Linked DNA regions of Homo sapiens: region 2 is linked to region 1. A link is a contact called in ENCODE Hi-C or POLR2A ChIA-PET data. All regions are on one chromosome and are shown on one strand. The core of a region is the stretch at or near the end of the contact, and the rest is flanking DNA. Distances in the headings are between cores, read along the strand shown. Region 1 holds the start of CYP51A1 (cytochrome P450 family 51 subfamily A member 1). Region 2 overlaps AKAP9 (A-kinase anchoring protein 9).

What was found. A loop is a pair of places that touch in the nucleus more often than their neighbours do. ChIA-PET counts read pairs that join two places held with the same protein, here RNA polymerase II (POLR2A). Pooled maps may share reads with other maps.
Region 2: a map of prostate gland shows a loop between it and region 1 (4-fold over the local background). The contact joins the enhancer-like site here to the promoter of CYP51A1 in region 1. A Hi-C loop is called at or near these places in 1 of 168 maps with a recorded cell type or tissue (prostate gland) and 3 of 50 pooled maps. POLR2A ChIA-PET finds 5 or more read pairs at or near these places in 3 of 52 experiments (A673, Caco-2 and Panc1).

The regions. Positions count from the first base shown.
Region 1 is chr7:92,133,054-92,136,046 of GRCh38, forward strand. CYP51A1 (cytochrome P450 family 51 subfamily A member 1) reads right to left here and starts at 1,424. Exons shown (of 10, transcript NM_000786.4): 1 at 1,120-1,424. The coding sequence starts at 1,311. CYP51A1-AS1 (CYP51A1 antisense RNA 1) reads left to right here and starts at 1,510. Exons shown (of 3, transcript NR_122110.1): 1 at 1,510-2,029. RefSeq lists enhancers at 759-1,585, 760-809, 970-1,019, 1,390-2,049, 1,586-2,412.
Region 2 is chr7:92,040,739-92,043,731 of GRCh38, forward strand. AKAP9 (A-kinase anchoring protein 9) reads left to right here. Exons shown (of 50, transcript NM_005751.5): 18 at 1-160; 19 at 1,308-1,448; 20 at 1,930-2,033. Among named protein-coding and RNA genes, the nearest start is that of CYP51A1, 92 kb to the right of the region's middle. RefSeq lists an enhancer at 1,297-1,591 and a silencer at 1,297-1,591. Within about 2 kb of position 1,438, at least 3 of the 41 ENCODE cell types and tissues checked have a DNase peak (open chromatin) inside an H3K27ac peak, as active enhancers do.

The sequences.
Region 1 (2,993 bases), core at 174-2,673:
AATAAATAAATAACTCTTTCTTATGCCTGGTATGGTTCAAACAAAAATTATTTTAAAAGCTACTTGGTCAAAAGTTTGTACATTGCATTGTCAGTAAAAGGGTAGTTTTCAAAAGCTACTTATTGCTGACTGTAAAAGGCACAATCAAATAACATTTGGGAGATTGAAAGCTAGGTTAATAAGGCTGTTAAATTGAAGAAAATGATTTTTTTTTTTTTTGAGACGGAGTCTCATTCTGTCGCCCAGACTGGAGTCCAGTGGCGCAATCTCGGTTTACTGCAACCTCCGCCTCCTAGGTTCAAGTGATTCTCGGGCCTCAGCTTCCCAAGCAGCTGGGACTACAGGCGTGTGCCACCACATCCAGCTAATTTTTGTTTTGTTTTGTTGTATTTTAGTAGAGATGGGGTTTCTCCATGTTGTTCAGGCTGGTCTGGAACTCCTGACCTCAGGTGATCCGCCCGCTTCGGCCTCCCGAAGTGCTGGGATTACAGGCGTGAGCCACTGCTCCCGGCCGAGAAACTGTTACATTATTAGCATCAGAGGAAGGCCCTTACCACACTCCAGTCACTACCATTACCACACTCTACACATCCTCCTTAATATGGGTATAAACCACCATTAGGGGCACTGCTACAGCCCACAGAACACTGAACCACACAGGGCAGCCTCCAGGATGACGGGCCAGCTGCCAACAGCATCTCCGTCAGGACCCCCACCAAGGGCCCCAACGACCACCGGGTCGTTCAAACCCACAGCCGCCAATCCAGCCACCGCCACTAGGGGCACCACTGCTGCGGTCAGTACAGACCGCTACAACCACAAATGCCGCAACCACGACCCCGTCTAGGATCAGATACACAGCCGGGGAGGCCAGCACCGCCCCCCAACACAAGGCAATGGCGGGTGCTACAGCCAGCGCCACCAGCAGCAGTGCCGCCGCCGCAGCCACTACTCCAGCCCCCAGCGCGCCTGCCACCAAAGCCACGCCAAGCATGGCCGCAGTCGCCCCCGCCCTTGCCATCCACTGAGCCGGTCGGGGCCACGGAGCCGCCCACGCCAGCCCTTCGGCCGCCTCAGCTGCGGCGCGCGCCCCACTCAGACCCTAAAGAATGTACGTACCACCCCTGCGGGCAGCTGGACCAGGTGGCCGGCGGCCAGACGGATCAGGTAGACCAGGCTGAGGGTGAAGGCGCAGGCGATCAGCAGCATGGACAAGAGGTTGCCGCCTGTCACCTTCTCCATCGCCTGGCCCAGCACCGACCCACCCGCCTGCAGCAAGCCCAGCAGCAGCATCCCAGCCGCCGCCGCCATTCACTCCGTCGGAAACACTGAAGGCCGAGGTCGCCACCGCTCCTCCCAATCGACGGAACGAGAGAAGCTGGCAGATGGTCGTCCACAGGGGGCCTTGCCCCAGGTCTCCTACTAAACCCAGCCCCACCCCTCGGGTCCCACGCGCGCCACCCCGTGCGTCACAGAATGGGGCGGGATGTTCCGCTGGCCACGCCCCTTAAATAACACTCTGTGAAGCCGTGGTCTTCTTGCGCGGGATAGGGCACCTGAGGAAGCGGGCTGCGCCTGTGGCACAGTGGTACGGGGCCGGAAGATAACTTACCTGAAGAGGCGATCAATCCCTGAGAATCGCGGGCGACCCGTTTTTTGTGTGCCCGGGTGCGGGGTGCCGGGACACGGCGTTGAAGGCGCTGAGCGGAGGGATCTCAGGGCGAGCTCGAGCGGCGACGGCGCGCTCTGTGATTGCACCGCGAGCGCCTGAGGTGATCTCGGCCTACATCGCGTCAGCGGGGCCTTGGGCGTGAGCACCGCCCCCTGTCCGGACGCAGGGTACTGGGGCACCTCGAACTGTGGCACCTCACCCTTCTCCGGGGCCACGTCTTGGGGACTCCGACAGCCCCAAATAAGCCCTCGGGGACTGGGGTTGTGAAAAGCGAGGTCGTGAAGACGCCGGCCTCATACCGAAGGGTAGGACGGTGAGGTCAGCCCCGTCCCACTCCAACTAAAATCAACCTGACAGGTATTAATATGCCACCATGAAGTTAACAAATGTTGGTGATTAAGTATGCTAGGTTTTACGAAAACAGATTTTCCAAAATAAATGTACATGTTTTAGGACGTCGCGAGCCGTTTGAGGCAGCATTCCCCAAGGACGCCACTTAGTCTGTAGGTTTAGCGGCTAGAAAGATTCAGAAGCTGAGTTCAGTCCTGCCGCCACAATCAATCTTCGCTCCTATGGCTTCACAGAAGCGTCTCCCATGACTACCAAATTTAACTCCTTCCAGATCACCCACGGGAGCACCTGACCGGATTCATTTATTTAATCAATGTTAAGAACTAGGTTTTGTGCTAAGCTAGGGGATAGAGCAGCGAATGAGACAAAACTGCAAGGCCCTGGGGGAATTAGTAGGAATATCCAGTGAAAGGGAAATTAATGAATTTTATAAGTATACTAATCAAGAAGTATATTCTTTTCCTTTGAGGTAGAATGTAATATAGCACCTCCCCTACCCAAGGCCTGGGTTAAGAGTATATTAACTGCTTATTTCTCCCCTATGCGTGGAGAGGCTTATCTGTGTTCCATCGTTTCACATTCCTTGAGGCACAGCGAGTTCTTGCTTCCCTCCCTAGCGCTGCTGTAAAGTCACAAAACTGATTAGCAAGTGTTACAAAAGCATGTATTCCCAAGGACGTAAGACATATGGTGTAACAAATGTAAGAGTAATTTACTGCCTTTGTTCTTGCTTCTGCAAGTACACTTCATGCAACACGTAACTCCCAACACAAACTGCTTAAAAGGTGATTGATCCCTTTGTTCGGGGCTCAGACTTTCTGGACCCTAGTCCGACTGAGCCGGTGATCACCTTAATAATAAAGGCTCTCCTGAACTCTGCTCGGTCTCTCCCGTCTATGATTTGTCCCGCAACACCAGTTGCCTGCGGAACACCTCTACCTAGAGAGCTAACACTCATCCCCGGTCAGTA
Region 2 (2,993 bases), core at 188-2,687, 92 kb before region 1:
GTTGGAAGATATGAGACAGGAACTTGTACGACAATACCAAGAACATCAACAGGCAACGGAATTGTTAAGGCAAGCACATATGCGGCAAATGGAGAGACAGCGAGAAGACCAGGAACAGCTACAAGAAGAGATTAAGAGACTTAATAGACAATTAGCCCAGGTAAGGGTCTTGTAGTCCCCTTTCTCTCCCCAGTTATTTTTTTTTCCAAACACCAACTTGAACCAGATCCCCAATTAAAACAACAGTATTTTTTATGTAGCCATAATTTTTTTTTTTTTTTGCCGAAATCTGAATAAACTACATATATTTAGCATCAGGAACACACTCTATACTAAGACAGCAGCTTTAGATCTTGTTAGGGACACCTATCTCAACCTTGGAGTGGGCATTGTCTTTCTGTCATTTTATTTAACTCCTTTTTCAAGCACTGGAAAAGTGGCTACACGGTTTTGTTTTTTTCTTTTAAATCATTCCATTAGCCATATATAGCAAACTCACTTTGACATTTTGGAAATAACATTGTGCTGAGGTGCTCCATTATGCAGTTACTATCATTCAGTTTTACTATCTTCATTTATAGTTTTGTGAGTCCACCAATTAGCATCTCGAAGGTTTACCTTTATCTGTCTTTAATCCATCTTTTTAATCATGAATGGAAATCGGAAGTAGTATGCTTCTGAAACTCTTTCCAGGGAAACATCTCTTCTTGATTTGAGAAATGCAAATTTATTTAACATTCTTATCCCTTTCTTGACTAAATTTAAATACTTCTTGGTATTTGGGAGCTGGATTCTTGTCAACTGCTGTATAAAATATACTCACAAAACCATTGCAGAAAAGCAAGAAATATTTATGTAGAAGTTCTTATGAAAACTTATTGAATTTAATTTTGAAAACTGAAGCTAAGAGAGATAATAAATATCTAGAGATAACTATTAACAGTATTCTTTCAAACATAAAATAATAAGATAATTGGGAGCTGAGCATAAAACATTATTTGGAAAAATTAACTTTGCTTTTCTTCATTGCATTTTGTGAATTCAAACTTCTTAATTTTCAATGCAAAATTGACAAAAATTAATTGAACTGCACAAATTCCTGAATATATAGACTTAATTGGCTTTTAAAAAATATTTTAAATTTTGCATTGATCTTTGTATATACTTTTAACCCCTTACGATGGAATATGAATCATAAGTAGAACCAGGGCCTGTTGGTCCCGGGGGTTAAAAGAAATCTGCTTAATATTTCTACCCTTTTTCTCTATCACAAACAGTATTCTTTCATGACCTTTTTTCTTATTTAGAGATCCTCCATAGATAATGAAAACCTGGTTTCAGAGAGAGAGAGGGTGCTTTTAGAGGAGCTGGAAGCACTAAAGCAGCTGTCTTTAGCTGGAAGAGAGAAGCTGTGTTGTGAGCTGCGCAACAGCAGTACGCAAACACAGGTAGTATGGACTTTGCCCCACCTAGGAGCAATGGATCACCAATTCAGTAGGATTTGTTTGTCTTTGTTGTTGGTATGAGATGTATTCTTTTATAGGTACTGAGCTTAACATATTTGTGACTGCATGTGTGTAAGGTAGGTGGAGTCAAAATGCCTTACATTTCATTTAAGGTAATTTGAATCTGACATTCTGTTAACAGCAAGTATTGTTTCACCAAAGAGAACCTAACAAACTTTATTGTTGCACTACAGCATGGATAATTTGAACCCATTAAAATTTTTTATTTGTGTACGAGAATGTTTTATCCTCTTTTGATAACACTAATCTCGAGTGTAGTTAAATATTATACCAACCAGTATCAATTTTGTGCACAGAGGTTTCTATTTTATCTCATACCAATATAGAAGAATGACATGCTGTTTCCAAGTTGACAGGTTTTCTTTCTGTCTTCTCCTCTCTTCCTTTACACAAACTTAAACAGAATGGAAATGAAAACCAAGGAGAAGTTGAAGAACAAACATTTAAAGAAAAGGAATTAGACAGAAAACCTGAAGATGTGCCTCCTGAGATTTTGTCTAATGAAAGGTATACAAAATGTGTACTTTTTCAGTGCAAAGTAAATTAAAATGGTTGTTTCAATGTAATAGACTTTGTCCTTATTTTTATCTTGTACATTGATACTTTGTCTTAAAAATCATCATACCATCTGTGTATGAAACATGTCCATGTATGTGTAGTATGTAAAGGATTTTCAGTTTTTCATCATTAAATAGATAACATTTTAAAAAAATCTTTTCTATATAAATTTTGATTGGATATTAATCACATACTTAACTGTTAATCACCTGATGTTAGCAAAACTTTTCCTTACTTTGATTTTGTAGAGGTTAATATAAAAATGTGAAATATTAAGTGAGAATAGTTATCCTACATTAGTATTAAAGACTTTAAGCACAATATTTTAAACTTTGTTTTGTTCAAATGAAAATAATTTCTTTAATTTTAAATTAAAACTAATATTTACTTCTTAATTTCCTCCTTTTCCAATTTCTGTGACTGTCAACCCTCTTGTGTCCTCCTAACCTCCTTCCTCAGCTTGCATGGAGGAATTTGGCCCCTAAGATTTTGGCTTCCCCATTGGATCATCAGTATGGAACGCAGTCAGTATGGAACTCAAACAAGAAAGACAGTGTATGAAAATTAGAGTTACCACGGCAATATAAAATAAACACTTTGTTTATTTTATATTATTTATCTCTAATTGGTAAATTTTGAAAACTATGCAGTATTTAATTTCTAGGAATTTTTATAGTAAGTGCCAATAAAATGAGTATTTTTTTTTAACCACCATATTAATTTTAATCATTTCTCTTAAGTAGAAATATTTTCACATTATTCTAGTTCTGGGGTTTGGGGCTTAAACAAAACCTCAGAACAAGTTAAGGAAATAAAACCCTTGGCTTCCTACTAAATTAGTTTAGTTTTATTTTTAGTATTCTTGATTATATAAGCAGAGAACTTGATCTAGGTGCAAAAATAGAACCG